3 separate regions of the Homo sapiens genome follow, and all the other regions are linked to region 1. Evidence: chromatin loops called from intact Hi-C (ENCODE). Cell type or tissue: dorsolateral prefrontal cortex. All regions are shown on one strand. Links, peaks and the distances in the headings refer to the core of each region. The heading gives the core; the rest is flanking DNA.

Region 1 (8,500 bases), core at 1,836-6,835:
TAAAAATGGACCCTGACCTTTCAGTTGAAGCATACAGATGCTCTTCAGCCTACGATGGGGTTATATCCTGATAAATCCATCATAAGTAGAAAATGCATTTAATACCCTGATAACCCATTGTAAACTTGAAAAATTGTAAGTCAGAGACTGTCTGTATTTCAGTTAGGTTGTCATCCTTAGAAAGTAGTGTCAGTCTGTTAAGGAGAGGAGGGAGTGCAGAGAAGTGTTTTTAGATCTTACCCATTAGAAATACTTGGTTCTCTTTCTTTAGGAGGGGATCTTCCCCTGGAACCCCGTAACGGGAAGATTATCCCTCATGTCAGGTCTGTGTACCCCAGAGGACCTTACTTGGCAAGTCCTTTCTTTTTTCTTCCTTGTTTTTGAGACAAGGTCTCTGTCACCCAGGCTGGAGTGCATTGGCACCATCACGGCTCACCGCAGCCTTGACCTTTTGGGCTCAGATGATCCTCCCAACTCTCAGCCTTCCAGGTAGCTGGGACTACAGCATGTACCACCATACCTGGCTCATTTTTTGTAGAGACATCCACCTGCCTTGGCCTCCCAAAGTGTTGAGATTACAGGCATGAGCCACTGTGCCTGGCCACTCTATTTTTTTTTTTTCTCTTGAGCTTGTGCAGTGTCAGGATGGGTTATGGAGGCCCAGGGTCTGAGTCAGAGGAGCTCATCTGCCTGTCCTTGGTCAGATCACCCTCATGCTGTGCAGAGTTTGGAGCAGCACATTTGGGTGGCATGGCCAAGCTCTAGGCGTTATCAGAATAAGGTCTCAGTTAAATCTTAGGGGCAATGGTCTACAGAGGCACGAATTTACATGTCGCTTCCCACATTTGGAGGTGGGAAGAGACACTCATGGGTGATGATTATCAAGACTTAAGTATAAAAGAAGAAGGAAATTGGTTATGTGCTGAAGGCTGGAGAAAGACCAAGGGACAGAAGTGAGGCAGTTTTCGGCTTAATTTCCTACAAATGAAATTTGTACCAACGAAGACCAGTGTGTTCACCAGAACACTTGGTGGCTGCAGCCTGCTTACTCAAACCCTAGTCTGACTCCCCTCTGGAGCTTGCTGGATTGTGAGGAAAGTGGTGTGTGTACAGACAGCCATTGGCCTGAATCCCATCTTTTCCACTGGAGAGCTTTTCACTTTTGCCTTAATGACAAGCAAATGGTTCCTTATGGGAATTTTGCCTAACTTTAGGGGTGAGCGCTCTAGAGGAGGGGGGAGGGTTAGAAGCTTCAATGCCTACCAGACCAAGCAAGTAACAAATATGTGGAGTGAGTGAGCCAGGTATAAAACAAAAAGGCTAGGATGAGACCTGTGGCAAACCAGAGAATAAATATCCCCTCTAAAGGCAGCGGCTGTCCCAGCTGAGCTGTCTTGCAGGAGCACTGTCTTAGCATAGCTAGGTCTTTAAGAGAAGCCAGAAATCTCGTGCGTGTGTGCGTGTGTGTGTGTGTGTGTGTGTGTGTGTGTTGACATTAAAATGTTGGCCAATCAGTATACATTTTCAAGTTATAATCTATTTTGCATAGAGAGATTATAGGGGAGATAGCCTATGGAATTCCTGAGAATCTGGCATGCACCCAGCTTCTGAGTACAAAACAAGGAGCAAGCTGATAGCAATGAGTTACAAAAGTCTGGAAAAGTCTTATCTATGACCTCAATTTTCTTTAATGGCTACAGCTGAGTGGGGATGGTCCCATCATCCTTGGGAGAGTGTACAATTTAGCTTCCCAGGACTATCAGAGAACTGAATGAGAATAAATCACATGACAGTTTGTGCCCTCGCCCCTCCCCCCATCCTAAAAAAGTTCTGTGACAATGTAAAATTGGTAAGCCTGCCTATTGCCCTTCTCTGCCTTTTTGCCCTTGTCCCTCACCAATTTTTCAGTGTGTGCCTCCAGTCTTCTGTCATGGCTGCCTGCTAACTGGGCCTCTTCTCTAAGTCTGTCTTCTTATGGATTGGGTAGACCAGTAGTTATTTTTTTTTTTTTTTTGAGACAGGGTCTCACTCTGTTGTCCAGACTGGAGTGAAGTGGTATGATTTTGGCTCACTGCCACCTCTGCCTCCCAGGCTCAAGCAGTCCTCTTGCCTCAGCCTCCTGAGTAGCTGGGACTATAGGCGCACACCACCATGCCCAGCTCATTTTTGTGTTATTGGTAGTGACAGGGTTTCACCATGTTGTCCAGGCTGGTCTCGAACTGCTGGGCTCAAGCAATCTGCCTGCCTTGGCCTCCCAAAGTGCTAGGATTACAGATATGAGCCACAGTGCCTGGCAGAACCAGCAGTTATTCTCAGCTGCACATTGGAGTCATTGGATATGGTAAGCAGAATAATGTTCTCCCAAAGATGTCCATGTCCTAATCCTTGCAACCTATGAATGTTATGTTACACTACACAACAAAGGGAAATTAATGTAGCAGATGGATTTGATGTTGCTAATGAGCTGTCTTTAAAATAGGGAGATTATTCTGAGTAATCAGATACAGACACTGGGTGGACTCCACGTAATCTCAAGGGTCTTAAAATGTGGAAGAGGCAGGCAGAAGACTCAGTGTCAAGAGTGAAGCAATGTGAGGAAGACTCACCAGTCATTGCTGGCTTTGAAGACCATAGGCCACTAGCTAAGGAACATGGGCAGCCTCTAGAAGCTGGAGAAGGTAAGAAAACTAGAGCTTCCCTAGAGCTTCCAGCAGGGAGTGCAACTCTACCAATACCTTCAATGTAGCTCAGTGAGACCCATTTTGGACTCCTGATACGGAACTATAAGATAAGAATTTGTGTTGTTTTAAGCCGCTAAATTTGTAGTAACTTTACAGCAGCCATAGAAATTGAATATATCTGGGAAGCTTTAAAAAAATGCCTAGGCCTGGCCCCACCCCCACAGACTCTGATTTAATTGGTCTGGGGTGCAGCCTGTGCATAAGAATTTTAAAAAAGCTTTCCAGGTGATGGATGCTGTTTTGCAGCCAAAATTGAGGACCCCTGGAGAAGAGGTTCTGTGGATGGATATGTCACAAGGTAAGGAGGAAGGAATTGCCAGCTAGTCTCATTAATGACTGCTGGCTTAGCTCTGAAATGCAAACATCAGCAGTCACTTGGTAATTGGAACATACTCCCCTCCGACCTTCACATTAGCCCACACCTTAGCTCTTTGCCCTTTGAGTGATGGCAGTAGTGTGAGGAGTCAGCTTGTTGCATTGGACGATTTCCTCCATGGGGCACAGCAGCCTCACTCCCTGCTATAATTGGGCCCTGAGTGTACCTCCTAAGGACTGCTTAATAAAGCTCAAAGTCTAGTAAACCATAAGTCATACAGTTTCCCTCTTGTGGCTTGTCTTGCCATTTGATTCCTGCAGATTTGTTAACAGCTAAATGGTCGATAATAAAAACCATTAAGTTGGATTTTTCTTTTTTATATACCCAACTGGCATTTTTTTGGAGAGGTTGTTCTGTGCCAGACACTGTGCTTGTGTTGATAAAAAGAGGAAAGATAGCTTCTGCTCACCAACTAGCTGGGGAGAACAAATTACACAGCACGTGGATGACTTCAGCAACCACCTGTGCATAAAGTGTAAGGGCAGCATACAAGATGGTCAGATGTTTGCTTAGAGTCTTCTTAGATCCTCTTGCTAGGCAGACAAAAAAATCCAGCCTCAATAAAAACTGCCCCCTTAAAGTGACTGAAGGCTGGACTCATGGTTTTGTTTTTCTAGCCCACGTCTCACTTGGTTCCTGTGCTTCCCACTAGATGGCACTAGAAATCACATTTAAGTGCTTGGGTGGCTGTAAAAAATTCTTGGGAACCTGGCACTTCCAGGGGCTCTTTCACCTGAGCCGTATTTCCTGTGTCTTTCTCTGGTCAATGAAGACAGACTTCTACTTTACTTGTTGTTCTCTTGCTTCACCTAGTACCCTATGCCCTCTGCTCTTCCACCATCACCTGTTTCCTGTCCATGCACATGGAGACAGCACCATTTTCTCCAGTGGTGGAAGCCTGTATAAGGCAGAGATCCTTTTACCCCTACATCCCTGATTTTAGAAGTAATGGCAGGAAATACAGCAATGGAATAATGCTAGTAAGACATGAAGCTCGTGGCACATAAGAAGAAAAAAATGTAACAACATGCATCTGGGCCTGAGCTGGTATGTCTTCAAGTTTTCTGCCAAGATGTAAGTCATTTTTATCATAGTAGTAAATTGGTAGATAAATGTTGGTAGAAGTAAAATTTGATTGAAATAATGGATTTTTTAATGCAAACCTGTCTGTAGTGGGTTGAATAGTGGCTCTAAAAAGAAATATCTAAGTCTTAAACTCCAGAACCTATGAATGTGAGCTTATTTGGAAAAAGGGCCTTTGCAGATGTAATTAAGAATCTCAAGCTGAGATTATATTGGATTGGAGTGGACCTTAAATCCAATGATAAGGACTTAGAATGGAAGGGGAAATGAGACAAGGGAGATGGGAGAAGGACATATGAAGACAGAGGCAGATTGGCGAGACATCCCCGCAAGCCAAAGAACAGCAAGGATTGCTAGCAGCTACCAGAAGCTAGGAAAGAGGCAAGGAATGATTCTCCCTCAGAGCCTCCAGAGGGACCCACCTCCTGACACTTTGCAGACTTCTGGCCTTTACAGTTGTGAGAGAATAAATGTCAGTTGTCTTAAGCCATCAAGTTTGTGGTAATTTGTTTCAGCAGCCTTGGGGAATGAATATATAGCCGAAAAGGGCTTTGTTTGTGCCACCCCACAGAACCAGAGAACCATTAATGCTAGTCTCATTAATGACTGCTGGCTTAGCTCTGAAATGCAAACATCAGCAGTCACTTGGTAATTGGAGTATATTCCCCTCCCACCTTCACACTAGCCCACACCTTAGCTCCTTGCCCTTTGAGTGGATGGCAGTAGTGTGAGGAGTTTGGCCTCCCAAAGTGCATGGGCTCTGGGCCACATGCTACCCCAGATGTGTTTAACCTTCACCAGACATTTTAAATAAAATCTATCGATTAGAAAATCGTTTTATACAAAATCTATAAAATTTCTGGATTCTTTTGAGAATTTAGAAGCTCCTGTGATGACAGGCCCATGTTCATACTTGGCTGGAACTGGCAAGCATCTTTGCCTTGTGGATGGGTGGTGTTTGCCACAGTCCCCACTGCTCTCATCTGTGTGTTTCCTGCATTTATGTTACATGCCTGGTCCTGCAGGCATTTGAGCTTGTAGCTCCTACATATTTAGCAGGACAGGTAGGCTGGGAGACACAGTCCCTTCTTTAGAACAAGGGGAAAGGAGTCCCTGGTTTTGTAGTCAGTAGTTCTGGGCGTTTTTTGTTATATAGCAGCACAGCTTAGAAGGTGGTTTCAAAATCCGGTTGCACAACAAAACCATCTGGGGTCCATTTCCTATATACTGATTCTGGACCATATCCCAGACCTACTATGTCAGAATCTTGGGTGTGTGTGTGTGTGGGGTGGGGTGGGGGAGTGATGGAGTAGGACAGAGGTAGAGCCAAGGAATCTGCATTTTTAAAACTCTCAAGCAATTCTGATAATAAACAGGCCTAGAAATAGCTGCCATAGGATATTATCTTTTAGCACTGAAAAGGGAGGCAGTTTGGGTTTTTCTTTCACTGGAGATCTTTGAGGCATGTTGTTTTAAAAAAAAGTCAAGATGGCAGAAGTGGAGCAGAAAAAGCAGCAAAGCAGAAGAAGCAGACCTTCTGCAAGTTCACCTCCTGTGGCGTGCACCCCGACCCACTGCTGGACTTGTCATGCGAGCAGCGAATGAAGCTGCACCGTGGCCTGTGGCAGAAGCAGCACTCGCTGCTGAAGCGCCTGCGCAAGGGCAAGAAGTGGGCACTGCCTATGCAGAAGCTGGAGGTGGTGAACGCGCACCTGCAGGATATGATCATCCTGCCCGAGATGGGAGACAAGACGGTGGGTAGCATGGTGGGCGTCTACAATGGCAAGGCCTTCAACCAAGTGGAGGGCAAGCCCGAGAGGATTGGCCATTACCTCGATCACCTACAAGCTCGTGAAGCACTGCCCGGCCAGGCATCAGAGCCACCCACTCTTCCTGCTTCACCACCCTCAAGGATTCTGCTCAGCCAGTAAAGGCACACACACTTCTTAAATAAATAAATAAATAACAAAATGTCTTTTCTCATGGAAATGTGAATGATTGCAATATTTTGTGGAGCTAAGGGTTTTAATTAGTCAGATTCGTTCTATTTATGAAACCAAGAAACTTGGTTTCTATCTACAAACCAAGAGTGGCAAACCAAGATTGGTTCTTTAATGAAGGCATAAAACAAACACCTAATCAATATAGTGATATCTTTTATTTATCTAGGCAAGATGGTACAATACTCTGCAGGGCCCCTTCAGCACATAAACAAGTCCTATAGCCCATCTTCTCTGTTTATTCTCATAAAAGCTGGAAATAGTTATTTCAGAGTTGTAGATTAAATCTCAGCTGAACCAGTACTATGCCTACAACATGGTACAGCACTCTGCAGGGCCCCTTTAGCATGTCAACAAATCCTATAGCCCACCTGGGTTCTGTTGAGATTTAATCTATAACTCTGAAAAAAGCTGGAAATAATGATTTCCAGCTTTTATTCTCAAAAATAAAGCTTGGATCTCTACCAGTCTTCTGAGGATGCTAATAGACTACCCAGGAAGGAAGAAGGAAATTGTGAGGGTATTTAAAGAAAGTTGTTAGGGGAAATGAAGTTGCTGTTATTTTGGTTAAGGAAGGTTACAATACATTTAATACTACAAAGCATTGCATACAGATTCAACTCATAAGGACTTTATTAAATGATTCTTTTATTCAATAAACATTTGTTGGAGTGCCTACTATGTATCAGGCACCTTTCTATCGCACTAGGAGTACTGTAATGAATAAAGTAATAAATGTCCTTGTTCATAAGCCTTATACTTAATGAAGAAAAATGAAAGGACAGCTTCATTAATGTGTGGCAGGTGCTTTTCGTACGAAGTATGACTGTTATGTAGACTATATTTATTAATTTTTAAGGCTCCTATATTAGCATGTCCTGCAGAGAAAGAAGGCTGAGCCCCCATTGAATGCTATTAATTTGCAGAAGCCTTTAGGTGCAATTTTCAAGTTAAATTTCAGGGGTACCGCTGACTGAATGTTTGCATACCTAGCGCTCTCCTTACCAGAAGAGCTATTTTCTCATGGCTACCACAGCATCTACTTCCCTATAGGAGAATAAATAAGCCCCAGGCCATTTGAAAAATGGACCACAGAAAAATTTCCTACAAAGGGCCCTCTGGATGGGCTAGGCCACTCAACCCATTTTCTAGTTATCACGTGGCAGATCTAGGACTTACCCCAACCCAAGGCTGGTGATGTGACTCTTAAACATTTTGCCTCTCCTGGAATAGCACAGTTATGGTAAGGAAGGCTGGCCAATGAGTTACAAGTATAGACTGGGTTGATTCCAGGTCATTCATTGATGAGAGGGCAGAGCCAGGACTAGCTACATGTCTCTAGGTTTCCAGTTCAGTGCTTGCCACTATGATAACCATCTTGTCTCTTTGAACGCAAAAGTTGAGAACCCTAGCAACATGAAGATGTTAAAATGTAATCTGTTTTGCTATCCAATCAAGATCGATGGACCGAGAATGGTTGTGATGTCCTAGCAGAGTGCTCAGTAGACCCAATAAGTGAAGTAGTTGTGGAAAGGCATTGGTGTGAAAGCTGTGGGTGTTATCAAGACCCAGAGCTGCAGTGGTCTAGCGCCTCAGCCAGAGCAGAGAATTTCCTTTATTGAGACTTAGCTGAGACCTGCACTACACGAAGACCTGGAGGTCACCATGCAGGCACACAGGCACAGGGATGGAAGCTTTCCTCTTTTCCTTCACTCGTTCTCCCTGATCCTTTGTTAAGCTCTAGCCACACACCAAACACTATGCTGGGGCAATGGGGGTACAAACATCAAGAATCTTGTGTTTTGATAAGCCATCAAATTGGATTATGTTGCCAAGGTGATGGCTCTGAGGAGTGAAGGTGGAGAGAAGCAAAGCTAGGCTGACCTCACTCACTTTGCCTGGCTCTTTGGGGGCGTTGCTGGTACAGAGAGCTGCCAGCCTTAGTAAAACCGAAAGCAAAGATGACCAAGCCGTTCAGCCTTTCAAAAATAGTTCCTACACTTTTCTGGTGAGAAAAAGAGTTCCTTAGTCAGGAATTATGATCCTATTAGTTCCTAGTTGTAAAGCATAGTTGTTAAAAGAAAGAGAACTAACATTTACTAAGGACTTACTATGTTAGAGGTACCATAGAAATATCAGGAAATTTTAAAAGCAGCTTTATTGAGGTGTGACTGACATATAACAAACTGCACATGTTTAAATCATACCACTTAATAAGTTTTCATATTTGTATATGCCCATGAAACCATCACCAGAATCCTGATAATGATTAGCCAGGTATGGTGGCACATACCTGTAGT
Region 2 (6,657 bases), core at 1,658-6,657, 180 kb after region 1:
GCTGGAGTGCAGTGACATGATCTAGGCTCACTGCAACCTCCACGTCTCAGATTCAGGTGATTCTCCTGCCTCAGCCTCCTGAGTAGCTGGGATAACAGGCACCTGCTATCACACCTGGCTAATTTTTGTATTTTTCATAGAGACAGGGTGTCACCAAGTTGGCCAGTCTGGTCTCGAACTCCTGACCTCAGGTGATCCACCCGCCTCAGCCTCAGTGGTGGGATTATAGGCGTGAGCCACCGTGCCCGGCCTACAGATGTTCTTTACTCTAAATATAATAGGCATTAGGGAAACACAGAAGAGTAAAATGTATCTCTGCCTTTGAGGAAATATGTTTTTAAATATAGTCATACATAGATGCTTTATACAGCCAGTGAATTCAGCTTGTTGCACTGAAGACAGTCCCTTATGTATATGACCCCTGTACTCTGTTTTCACTGGAGCCCTGTGCTCACAAAACATTGCTATTAAAACATTTCAGAAATAAGAAAACTCCAGTTAAAATTTTGAGGAACCTTGATTCTTAGAATAAAGATGGACAAGAGATCATTTTTTCCTAGTGCTCTATAATAATTCCTTTCTACTTAACCTTGATTAATTAAGACATATACATATTTTTACTCATGGAAGGGGCATATTGGAAATATTTAAATTCTTACAGTCATGCTGTGCTTTTCACAGATGATTGGAACATTGCCCAGGCATAAATGCATCTCATCCTTCCCCCAAACAGTTTGTCAGTTGTTTAACCTAGCATAATTTGTTTTTCATGACCAGTAAAAATGACAGTGCTAAAATGTTTTAAAAGGAAATAAAAATAAAATAGAATTATAGCTCTGATTTTTTAAATATTCTCCTTTTTTCCTTCCTAATCATTCTTTGATATAGTAATGTATCTTAACCTTTGCTTCAATTGTAGGCTATTTTTAACATTGTAAAAACAGAAAATAATCAAAACTAGGAGTTTTATTTTGTGAAAATGAAAACAGAGAAATTTTATTTTGTGAAAATGAAATAAATTTCAATAAGACAGGTTATACTGCGACAAAATAAAATTTCACGGATGCGTTATCACGGTTTCAATGCTTATGTACACATAACCTTCATCCTTTGTATGACTTTGTGGCTAGGAGATTTAATGCACTGACTACTCACATTGATGCTGGGCTGAAGCCTCAAGTTGTTTGAGGAAAAGACCATTTCATGTGCCCAACTATGAAGCATTTAGAATGAAAGGAATACTGAGAACATGTCAAGAGAGCTCATGCCACTGGAAATTGTACCTTTCTGTAAGAAAGAATGTATCTCAAAACTATAAGATGAGATTGTGTAACCTTCAGACATGTTAGTTCACCATAGTATAAAACCGTGGTAAACTATGGTATACTATGGTTTACCATAGTATACTATAGTAGAAGACACACATTTAGCAGCTATTAAAAGATCCAGCTATTGATCAGCTAGTACAACTCGTTCTATAGAGTTTGACTTAGATGCTAGAATTTCCTTCATCCCCAAACTACAATTATCATCATAGAGACAAGAGGACACAGATCTATGAGTCTCTGGAGCTAGGTAGAAGACAGATTACAGGTAGCCCTTTCCTGAAAAGCCAGGTCAGCTTGTTTTGCTGAATTTTCCATCCTGTAGGTTGAATTCTTTTCCAGGAGGCTCTTTGGTTTCCGTAGAAAAAAGTACTTTGTGGTTCCTGCCCTATCGGTTTTCCAGATAGGCTGGGCAGGTCTGAACCCCAGTGATGGACATAGATTAGACCCAAATTGTCATCCCTGCTGTGATTACTCTGAGGTCACTCATTTAGGATCACTTTTTGCATGCATGTGTGTGTTTGTGTGTGTGTGTGTGTGTGTATAATGCATTTTGTATTTATACAGTATTATAGTAGTATATAAACTGTATAATAGTACTTATACAGTTTAACCAGTGAGATGGTTAAATGGTTAACAAGTAAACCACATAGTTAACCAGTAAAGATGTAAAATGACTTCAGACAAATATGATCAATCTCTACAGTCCCCTGATGAATTTCACAGGTTCCCACCACCATCAGTTCTACCTATTCATCTCATCCATGCTCATTGTTCTGCCTCTTTCCTGTTCCTATGGATGCCCTGGCATGTTTGTTTCTTTCTTTCTGGCCTCCTATTTCCCTCCCCTCAGACATCACTTCAGCATCTGTGCCTTCTCACTTCCCTTATCCTGGGTGTTACCATTTCAGCCTATGAGCATGCCATTAATTTGCCATCTTTACAAAATTCTCTCTTGACTTCACATCCCTCTGTAGCTGCCCTCTCCCTTCTCTCCTCTTCTTTACAACAAAACTCCTTAAAAGAACTGTTGGCTGGGCACAGTGGTTCACTCCTATAATCCCAGCACTTTCAGAAGCCAAGGTGGGAACATCACTTGAGGCCAAGAGGTCGAGACCAGCCCAGGCAACACAGTGAGACCTCATCACTACAAAAAATAAATAAAAATTAGCCAGATGTGGTGGCACACTGCCTGTAGTCCCAGCTACTCAGGAGGCTAGGGTGGGAGGATCACTTGAGCCCAGGAGGTTGAGGCTGCCTTAAACCTCCTCCTGAAGGATCCTCAAGTTGCCAAATTCTAAGATCCATTCTTAGTCCTCATGTTACTGGACATGTTGGCAGGGTTTGATGGACGTCTCCTCTTTTCTTGGCTTTGTTTTCCCCTTACTGTTTTCTCCTACCTTCTAAGTCTCCATCTCCTGACCTCTAAACTTTGGAAAACCCAGGGCCTGGTACTCTGACCTCTTCCCTGTCTAACTCTTGCTTAGTGATCTCATCACTTACCTGACTTGAATGACTACCAAATATATATCTCTCACTTGGACTTCTCCATGAACAAAAGATGCATATATCTAGCCGTGAAGATATTTTTGTACAAATTAGAAAAAGCTGCCCTTTCCTCAAGCACATGACTGCCATCTTCTGGAAATTTTTCAGAGTAGAGACACCTATCCAAAGACTGAATATGAATGGTGTCTCCTTCAGCTGTGTGGTCCTCAACCTTAGTAGCAGTGCTTTTTCTCAACTTGGATGGGTGTGTCATGGCCATCACAAGCTTAGTAGGTCCCAACCCACATCCCATCCCATCCCATCCCTTCTCATCCTCTTCCCTTCAGTCTTTTTCTATTTCAAACTTTTTCTGGTGGCTTAGGTCAAACCCTTTGAAGTTATCCTTGATGCTTCTCTTTCTCTCATATCGCAGCTTAAATCCATCAGCAAATTCTGTTGCTTTTTCTTTCAAAATACATTAGAATTTAACCACTCATCACCACCCCACTGTTGCCACCCTGGTCTAAGCCTCAGCAGCTCTCCCCGGGATGATTTCAATAGTAAGCTTCCTTTCTTGCTCATCATTGTCTGTCCTCAACACAGCATCCACAGTTGTTTCAAACCTAGGTCACAGCATGTTTCTACTCTACCCCAAATCCTTCAGATGGTCTGCCATCTCACTCAGCGAAAAATCAAAGTCCTTAAAATGGTCCACGGGCCCTCCACATCCAGGCCTGTCCACAGCACTGGCCTTGTTTCCCACCTCCCTCCCCTCCACACCGCCCGGTGCTCCAGCCACGTGGACCTGGCTGTCCCTCAACATGCCGAACACACATCTGCTTTAGGCACTCTGCCCGGATGCCCTTCCATACAGCATGGCCTGCTGCCTTCCTTTCTTGAGTCATTGCTCAAAGGTCACTTTACCCTGTCATGGAAGCCTTCCTTATCTATACCACATAACCAAGCAACCCCTTTCCCAGAGCATTTGCTATCCCCCTGCTATTTTATTTTCTCCATAGCACTTAGCATCACACACACACATATTGTTTACTCTTTTACCTGATTAGAATTTAAGCTTCGTGAGCCTAGAGACTTATTTTCCCCCCTTAATTATATCCCAATTTCTAAAACAGTTCTTGGCAAGTAGAGTGATCTCAATAAATATTAATCAAATAAATAAATGAATACAGGAATCCTTGAATCTGTCTGGGGGACACTATTCTCAACAAGACACTGCAAATTGACCAAGGGGTTGACAAAATAAATAAAAATACACAAAGGTTTGAGATGGTCCTGAACAATTATCATCTCTTGATTCCAAGATAAAAGTATTTTCAAGAGTTTGAGAACTCATTTAAATCTAATTTGAAAATTGCATTGATTTTACACCCTTCCGGAAGGGCATGTTTCCTGCAGAGAAAGCAAGTAGGTGCCATCTAGTGGCAACAAAGGAGATCCACATTTGTGTTAACTGGAATGTATCGATTAGCAGTGATTGAAAATGTAGTTCCTGATCCAGAAGCTTATGAACTCTATGACAGAACAGTTGTGATAGCCATAAGTCTTGAAGGGTGCATTTTCCATGGAATATATGGCATTGAAAAAAACACAGTTCCATTTCTTCTAAATTATTTCTAATTTTTCCTTTTAATTTTTGCTTGTTTTCTGGGATTTGACTTCTTTTGTTCTTTTGTTTTTCGTATTGTTTTGTCCTCTACTTATCTATATACTCTTACATTCACATGGTACTGGCCTAGGCTTTGAATGGGTAATAAAATAAAGGCTCTATCTTCTGGGAATTTATATTCTAATAAAGACAGTGCCTATGAGGGTAAGTATAGAAGAACATGCCTTATCTTGATGAACTGATCTCTTCAGGCCAGATTTCTGCAGCCTGTTGAGGCTTTACTGTTGGATATACTTCCAGCATTAGAGGAATGAGCTTTCGGGAGACTTAGCTTGCTGTTTTTCAGAAAGTGGCACATTATATGGAGAAACTAAGATAGAAAGAGAAATACTCATGTCCATGCATGTTGTCAGGAAAGACAGAAATTAAATCCGTCTCTGATTCTCATTCTAACATCCAAAAAGCTAGGTCATTTCAATTCTTTGGTAAATTAAAGTAGAAACTTTTTGGTCCACTTTGGGAGCTTGTGACCTTTCCAGCCAGAGTGGCTGGGGTTGGTACTGGGAAATCTTTGCCACCAGAGGGCCTGAGTGGTGATGTGACAAAGCAAGATAAGGGTGTGAGGCCCAGGAAGGAGACAAACTTAGGGTGCTGACACTCACATTAATGCACACGGCCTTTTCACAGCTGAGTAGCACCAGAGGACAAAAGTTGGACTAGTGGAATATGACAAGAAAGCAGGTTTCATACCAAACATAAATATTTTCCAATCAGAGCTTTTTCCAATGAGATCAAAGTTTCTGTTACCCAATAGTGGATGGGTCCGAGCAGAGACTGGATGACAACCTGCCAGATTTGTTGAACCTATGAAGGTTCTCTGATTCTCTGGAAGACCTCTTTCTCCCTGCACATGTAAAAATCCTCCCTACTGTTCAGTATTCAGTCCATACCCCACTTCCTTTTTTGGGTACCACAGCTTAAAATCATCTTTTCTATCTCTACCTTTCTTATCATTTTAAGAGCAGGTTAGCATTTACATTATGCTACCTGCATTAATGTTTTTTCTCAGTGGTCTAATCCTTAGCTTTTTGAGTTAATGCTAACCTGCTTGAAGACACGGACCACATCTGAGCTAAGTGACAAATGATTCTGTATTGTTATCTTTTAGCATTGAAGGTGTATGTAAGACTCTTTTATCCTTTCCACACAGTGTTAAATCTAACCCTTGTTGATCTACCTGCAGTAACTAAAGTGCCCGTGGGAGATCAGCCACAATAGCTCTCTTGCTATTGACCTTGCCATTTCATCTTCAAGAGTGAATATTAAATGTTTATGATGGGTAATGGTAGTAAAGCTACCAATAATTGCCACATCTGGCTTTTTTTTTTTTTTTGAGATGGGGTCTCACTTTCTTGCCCAGGCTGGAGTGCAGTGGCATGATCACAGCTCACTGCAGCCTCGACCTCACAGGCTCTTATCTGGCATTTGGGTCCAAGATGCTTAGGCATAGTCTAAGTTTAGTTGTACAATTCTTCATTGAGATATTAGATAAACTAAAATCTTTGTGGAGATTTGTTTCTTTGTTAGATTTATACTCATTTAAAAAATCTAATAGTACTGTACTAGCTTTTCTTTTAAATTGTGGTGTTTTTTACATACCTGATTTCTCTCAAAGTAGGTACAGAAATTGATAATACACCAGCTTGTAGGATGTTACTGAAAATTTAAAAACCCAGTTTTGTTATTTATGTAGTTATTTTAGTGTTTTTCCCTCTGCTGAGGGATTTTTTTAAAATTTTACATTACAGGTAAATATTTGCTTTGATATAATACTCTATAACTTTTTTCCTTGAGAAATTGTCTTTGTATAAGTTGATGTGGTATTTTCAATAGTGTGTTTTTAAGCTAAAGGATTCCATATATTATTTATTTTTAACAAATTAAATGATTTCCCTTAACTTATTTTGCCTTCTGAAGATATATTTATATAACTTGGCATTCCATCCTGATGAAATGGTGATACTGAAGAGGGGAATGCTAACAGAACTCAGAGGTATCCCAGATCTAATGTCTTTAACAATCAGGTGCTGTTGTTTGCTTTATCATTTGGATAGCCAAAATTTTCTTTAAATTATTTAATAGGCTAGATGGTTTAGGGACTGGTTTTAGTATTTAATTGCTTATCTGAAAATTGGCAAATTTAGCATCTATAGCATT
Region 3 (6,657 bases), core at 1,658-6,657, 97 kb after region 1:
TGATGGGATTTTTTGATTTTTTTCTTGTAAATTTGTTTAAGTTCTTTGTAGATTCTGGATATTAGCCCTTTGTCAGATGGGTAGATTGCAAAATTTTTCTCCCATTTTGTAGGTTGCCTGTTCACTCTGATGGTAGTTTCTTTTGCTGTGCAGAAGCTCTTTAGTTTAATTAGATCCCATTTGTCAATTTTGGCTTTTGTTGCCATTGCTTTTGGTGTTTTAGTCATGAAGTCCTTGCCCATGCCTATGTCCTGAATGGTATTGCCTAGGTTTTCTTCTAGGGTTTTTATGGTTTTAGGTCTAACATTTAAGTCTTTAATCCATCTTGAATTAATTTTTGTATAAGATGTAAGGAAGGGATCCAGTTTCAGCTTTCTACATATGGCTAGCCAGTTTTCCCAGCACCATTTATTAAATAGGGAATCCTTTCCCCATTTCTTGTTTTTGTCAGGTTTGTCAAAGATCAGATGGTTGTAGATGGGTGGTGTTATTTCTGAGGCCTCTGTTCTGTTCCATTGATCTATATCTCTGTTTTGGTACCAGTACCATGCTGTTTTGGTTACCGTAGCCTTGTAGTATAGTTTGAAGTCAGGTAGCGTGATGCCTCCAACTTTGTTCTTTTTGCTTAGGATTGTCTTGGCAATGCGGGCTCCTTTTTGGTTCCATATGAACTTTAAAGTAGTTTTTTCCAATTCTGTGAAGGAAGTCATTGGTAGCTTGATGGGGATGGCATTGAATCTATAAATTACCTTGGGCAGTATGGCCATTTTCACAATATTGATTCTTCCTATCCATGAGCATGGAATGTTCTTCCATTTGTTTGTGTCCTCTTTTATTTCATTGAGCAGTGGTTTGTAGTTCTCCTTGAAGAGGTCCTTCACATTCCTTGTAAGTTGGATTCCTGGGTATTTTATTCTCTTTGAAGCAATTGTGAATGGGAGTTCACTCATGATTTGGCTCTCTGTTTGTCTATTATTGGTGTATAGGAATGCTTGTGATTTTTGCACATCGATTTTGTATATTTTGTATCCTGAGACTTTGCTGAAGTTGCTTATCAGCTTAAGGAGATTTTGGGCTGACACGATGGGGTTTTCTAAATATACAATCATGTCATCTGTAAGCAGGGACAATTTGACTTCCTCTTTTCCTAATTGAATACCCTTTATTTCTTTCTCTTGCCTGATAGCCCTGGCCAGAACTTCCAACACTTACATAGTTATATTTTTATTTAGTTAGTAAATAAACTATGACAAAACACTTGCAATTTTTTTCTGATAAAATAGTCATGTTAAATGGTTATATTCCTTCATCCTCTCCAAATATGTACGCTTTCAAAGAAGAGTAGATACTAATTCGAATATATCCTACCCAGTGTGAGGATTTTAGGCAGAGTTAACAATGAATTAAAAACTTTTAGGCAGTGTGGGGAAATTTTGCTTTCTAAAGGGAAAAATTTGCTCCCTTAATTGTTCTTTACATACTACTGCTTCTCTCATTTCATTTTCTGAAAGATTTAAGTCTTTTGGACCATCTTAAAGTGATCCCAAGCCACATCTTCTACATGAAACAGGGTTATATTTCTTCATTCAACACATATATATATATATTTTTTAGCATCTTCTTCATGTGTAACATTGCGTTAGGGGCAGAATTCCAAATTGTAGATCAGCCACCTTCTGGGTAGCTAAAATGCACTTGGAAGCAGTGGCTTCCAGACTGCTGAATTTCACGAATCAGTTTTAAAAAATGGCAATTAGTGTAGAGTTGCCACCTTTTTATTTTTGTCAAATCAGGTCATAGCAAATGAACACCAAACAAAGTTTTCACTAGGTTGGATTTGTTTTGCTCCTTCCAAATGTCTAATTTAAAATTTATACTATGTACTTTTTTCTAATTAGAATATTTTACATATTTTTCCCTATTCCATTTTTATTTGAAGTGGATTATTCTTAAACTCTTCAGCTATTATCCTCTACTCCACAAATGTCAAGGATAGACCTTTAATGAGTAGAACAGATGTCAGGGATTTGACAGTAGTGAATAATCATGTCTATCTCTTGTCAATCTTTTGATTTTAAGTGAGGGAAATGCTGTGGAGAATTGTTTCTTTTGTTGAAAACCTAGATTAGTACATGCTATGCCATAGTGAATGCTTAATGAATACATGCCAAATAAATAAAAAAAAGAATCTTCCCAAATTCTTATTCATTGACATGAAGATATAAAATCTAGCATGTTGATAACATTGAACTTTCTTAAATAATTCTATAACAAATTCTCTTCTTTTTGTATGGATTTTTCATACAATCTGTGTTAACATTTGCTTGTGAAATCAATTAGACCAACTAGAAAAATACAGTTAAATGTTTAAATTACTTTTGATCAAATGGCTTTTGTTTGATAAATGCTATCAAAAAGGACTAATCAAGTTTCTAGGTCTGCGGTTCATTTTTTTTTTTGACTAATACTTGTATTTGTACAGAACCTTTTCTTTGGAGTTTATTACTCTTGTCTATAACATTTTCAGGATTTAATTAGGAGAGGGATTTTCCTATTCAGGATATGTATAGGTCAGATTATGATGCTGTGGCATGTAGACCATACCTTAGAATTGTGTTGTATTTGGCAAGAACTTCATTTACTTTTAACAATCTGGCATTTTCTACATTTTATGGATGGAAATAATAAAAATGGGATCTTTGCCCTAATTGGCCAGTGGTAAAATTTAACCTTGGTTTTCATGGTCTTAGACTTTTTCTTAATAAGAAATTTGTTTAAAATTAGTACATTTCTTATTACCATTTTCATTTTGAACCTAATTTCACAAGTAAGCATTTTTACTGAGCATCCAGTATGTCCCTTTGCTGACCTAGTGATTCTACAAGTCCTATACCATTTGTAAGAATCAACAAGACTGATACAATAAAATTTATTTTAAATCTTCAGGATACAGATACAAGTGATTATATTTATGAAGATTTAGAGATTTATAAAATTTAATCGAGAGATTATTTCATTTTTAAAACCTATTTTTTCTTCTTATTAAAGAAAATACATGTTCATTAAAGGATATTTTAAAAACAGATAAAACTAAAAGAAAATAAAAATCACCTATAATCCAGTTACTTGGAAATTAGCCACTTTTAACATTCGGTACAGATTTATCTTATGCTATATTGTATTATACTGTTATATGATTTAAAAGTGTGTGTGTATATACATATATATATATAGAGAGAGAGAGAGAAATCATATTGTACATTTGGGCTTGTTAGCTTTCTTTTTCACTTAATAGTAGAGAGTGAATTTTTTTTTTCATATTTACTATTCTGTTACCTCATTCTTAATGATTACTTAGTCTACAGTGGGTGATAAATCCTCTCTTTTTGGATGTTTATATTATTTCTGATAACAATTTCATTTTAACTGTTGTTAGTTCTACAGGAGGTTATGCATTTGACTTTTTACAAGAAAGGGGTGATGAGTAGTATTTGAAACTAACGTGAGTTTGTAGGGCCGTAGTGTCCTCCGGATGTTGGGAGCTATTGCTCTGGGGCATTGTTCCTCTTAGCCCCTCCGGACGCTTGCCTAGCTGGGCTGAGGCAGGCTGAGGCCTGTTTGTTGTTAGCCCAGCTGCAAGAGCAGTGGCCTTAGTAACGTCAGCAGGAACAGAGCAGGCTTCATCTCTACCCTTTGTCTGGATTTGGTGCTGGTGTGTTTTCCCCGCTGCTGCCATGTGATGGCTCGTAAGCAGCACTACACACTGGATCTGTAACTCCTTTTGAAAGCTCTATTGTGAGATGCTGCTGCGTTTCAGTGGAGGGGAGATTTTTGCTAGTGTGCCACTTTTGGTTTCTTTCAAATGTGGATGTGCCTTCCTCTAAAGAATCCTAGGTAAGGAAAGCACTAGTTTTGAAGTGACTAAAAATGAATTAAATTATCCTTTCCTCCATGCTTCCTATGGTGGAACGGTAGTAAAATAGGAAAGTAAGTACTCAGATTTCCTTGCCTACTTTGCATTATAGTTAATCACCACGGGAGAGGTGGGAAATGAGAGAGTGAGAGTGGGAATCAGGGAAGATTTCCTAAATGAAATAATATTTGAATGAGGTGATAAAGAATAATAATGGGTGGCAGGAAACACAGAAATGTGGATAATGGTAGTTACTAAGGGTTTGTTTATGTACTCATCCATAAAACATTAGTTGAGGGCCTATGCTATACCAGGAGTTATACTAGACTTTGGATACCCAAGAATTAATTAGACATGGTTCCTGCTTTTTACGGGTTGACAGTCTGGTTGGGAAGATGGAAAATAGACAAAACATATATAGTGGGTTCTATAGTAAAGGTTTCTACAAATAACATGGAAGTATCATAGTCCAGACTAGGCAGGTTAAGAAAAGTCTTTTCCTAGGGGTTGACACCTGAGATGAGACTTGAAGGACAAATGGGCAAGGGAGAAGGTACACCAGATAGAAGAAACTGCATGTGCAAAGGCAAGGATGCAAGAAGGAAGCTGGAATATCCAGGCACTGCAAGGAGTTCAGTGTACAGCAAAAGAGAGACTGCACAGTGGGGGAGGATTGGCAAGAAGTAATTTACGAGGGCTTAAGACAGTAAGGGACGTGGAGAAAATCAAGGACAACCCCCAGATTTTTACTTGGTTGGTAGTGCTATTCGCACTGTATGTTTTCATTGCAGAAAATAAACAAGGAGGGACAGATTCAAAGAGGACAATAGCGTATTCAAATTAGGACACGATGCGTTTGGGGTACTTGTGATATATCGATATAACAAGTAGAAATCTGGGGCTCAGAAGAGAGATTGGGGCTGCAGATTCACGGGTGGTAGCCATTAGCAGGGGGTGGATGAAACCACCGAGGGGGAGAACATGCAGAGTGAAAAGATGGCTGGAAAAAACCCCAAGAAGGAGCGGACAACCAAAGATACTGAGAAGGAGGCAAGGAGTTGGAGGAAAAGCACAGAAGACAGGCGAGGAGACAGAGGTCAGCAGTATCAAGTTTTTCTGAAAGAAGAAATCAGATAAATTTTCACCACTTTTAGGAATGAGGCCATTGGTGATCTTGGTGAGGGCGGCTTCCAGGGTGAAGTAGGAAACTGACCTGAATTTCAGCAGGGCAGCAGTCAGGGTGGCGTGATTTAAGAATTTTCCTTTAAGAAGCTTGTCTGTGGAGGAAGGAGTGAGGAATGATAGCAGATCTAGGACTGTATGAAACAGGATGGAGAGAGATGATGGTTTACTTGTCTTTTTCCCCAAGGTTAAAAAGCTGGAACATTTTTATACTAATGCCGATAAAATATGCATATTATTGATACTTTGAAATGTATGAGGCCGGGCGCGGTGGCTCCGCCTATAATCCTAGCATTTAGGGAGGCCGAGGCGGGCGGATCACGAGGTCAGGAGATCGAGACCATCCTGGCCAACACGGTGAAACCCAGTCTCTACTAAAAAAAAAATAGAAAAAATTAGCCGGGCGTGGTGGCGGGCGCCTGTAGTCCCAGCTGCTCGGGAGGCTGAGGCAGGAGAATGGCGTGAACCCGGGAGGTGGAGCTTGCAGTGAGCCGAGAGCGCGCCACTGCACTCCAGCATGGGCGACAGAGCGAGACTCTGTCTCAAAAAAAAAAAAAAAAAAAGAAAGAAATCTATGAAGTTCAGCACCTAGGAAAGATGACAGTCTTGTAGTCATACCCCACCTGCCGGAATTGAGAAATCCAAAAATTTATTGTTTTGTAATTGTGACAGAAAAAAAAATCATCTATGATGTCTTATACAGCATTTTCGCACTCTTGATTTTTCCATATAATCCCGAAAGAAGACAGCACGGAGAGACAAGAGGTGAATGAAATAGGCCCTGAGCAGCTGAGGTGGTGGAGCAAAGTTCCTCTAGATTACTCACCAGTGAACAATTCAGGCCCTTGCACAGAGCCCACTCAGCTCCACACAACTCTCACCAGTCAGCTTGTCTGACATCTACACCCATTACAGAGGAGGAGCAAGGAGGAGCCGCGTGGGTGAGGGCAGGCACACTGATGCCCGGGAGAAGTGGTAGTCAATATGCTGATAACGAAGGAGGGACAGACATGTCAGAAAATGCCTCCAAAAGGAATAATAATGCCAATAAAAGCTCACAACTTGTGCAGGGTTACCAGACCCCTCTGTAATAGCAACTGAAGGCATCACTATGTTTTAACATAGTAGCAATAATTGGTATTTCAAATGAATGCTCCATCAAGAAATGTTTAAATACTCGGTATACTATGTTTTAAGAACGTGAACAAGAAAATGCCAACTGCATTTTATAGTTTGACATTAAAATAAAATTTTGGCAATTAAAGTGCTAGCTGGGACCTTTCCTAAAGGGTCTCACTCTGTTACTATTTGTAGGGCATCCAAGGCTTAGTGCTTCTTACATAAATTGATGAGAGATAGAGCTGTGATGTGTAGAAGGTACAGAAAACCTGGTTATAGATGAAAAGAATGCCCAGGAAGCTATATTAGTTCAAGTTTACATTTCCATAGCACATTTAAAAAAATAATAATTTTCAATCTGTATTGCCCTGTGAAATCATAAAAAGGTTAATAAATAGAATTTTTCAAGAATTAATAACCCCATTCTATTCTGAAACCTGGAA

Evidence for each region. Peaks named below come from ENCODE experiments on the same cell type or tissue, not always from the same donor. Only the 100,000 strongest peaks of a DNase experiment are listed, where the experiment ranks them.
Region 2: it touches region 1 in a loop (10-fold over the local background); 108 of 110 quality-filtered maps call a loop at or near these places.
Region 3: it touches region 1 in a loop (3-fold over the local background); 7 of 110 quality-filtered maps call a loop at or near these places.

What each region holds. Positions count from the first base shown.
Region 1 is chr1:171,797,829-171,806,328 of GRCh38, forward strand. It overlaps the pseudogene RPS15P3. Among named protein-coding and RNA genes, the nearest start is that of METTL13, 20 kb to the left of the region's middle. In dorsolateral prefrontal cortex, for the core only: CTCF peaks have their summits at 3,771 (motif pointing right) and 3,975; DNase peaks (open chromatin) are centred at 3,782, 4,600 and 5,877; H3K27ac peaks cover 2,164 bases.
Region 2 is chr1:171,980,816-171,987,472 of GRCh38, forward strand. The region is part of intron 2 of DNM3 (dynamin 3); the gene reads left to right. Among named protein-coding and RNA genes, the nearest start is that of DNM3-IT1, 120 kb to the left of the region's middle. RefSeq lists a silencer at 2,970-3,159. In dorsolateral prefrontal cortex, for the core only: CTCF peaks have their summits at 2,966 (motif pointing left), 4,251 (motif pointing left) and 5,033 (motif pointing right); DNase peaks (open chromatin) are centred at 3,636 and 5,036; H3K27ac peaks cover 3,589 bases.
Region 3 is chr1:171,895,474-171,902,130 of GRCh38, forward strand. The region is part of intron 1 of DNM3 (dynamin 3); the gene reads left to right. Among named protein-coding and RNA genes, the nearest start is that of DNM3-IT1, 35 kb to the left of the region's middle. In dorsolateral prefrontal cortex, for the core only: a CTCF peak has its summit at 3,667; DNase peaks (open chromatin) are centred at 3,678 and 5,997; H3K4me3 peaks cover 3,240 bases; H3K27ac peaks cover 5,000 bases.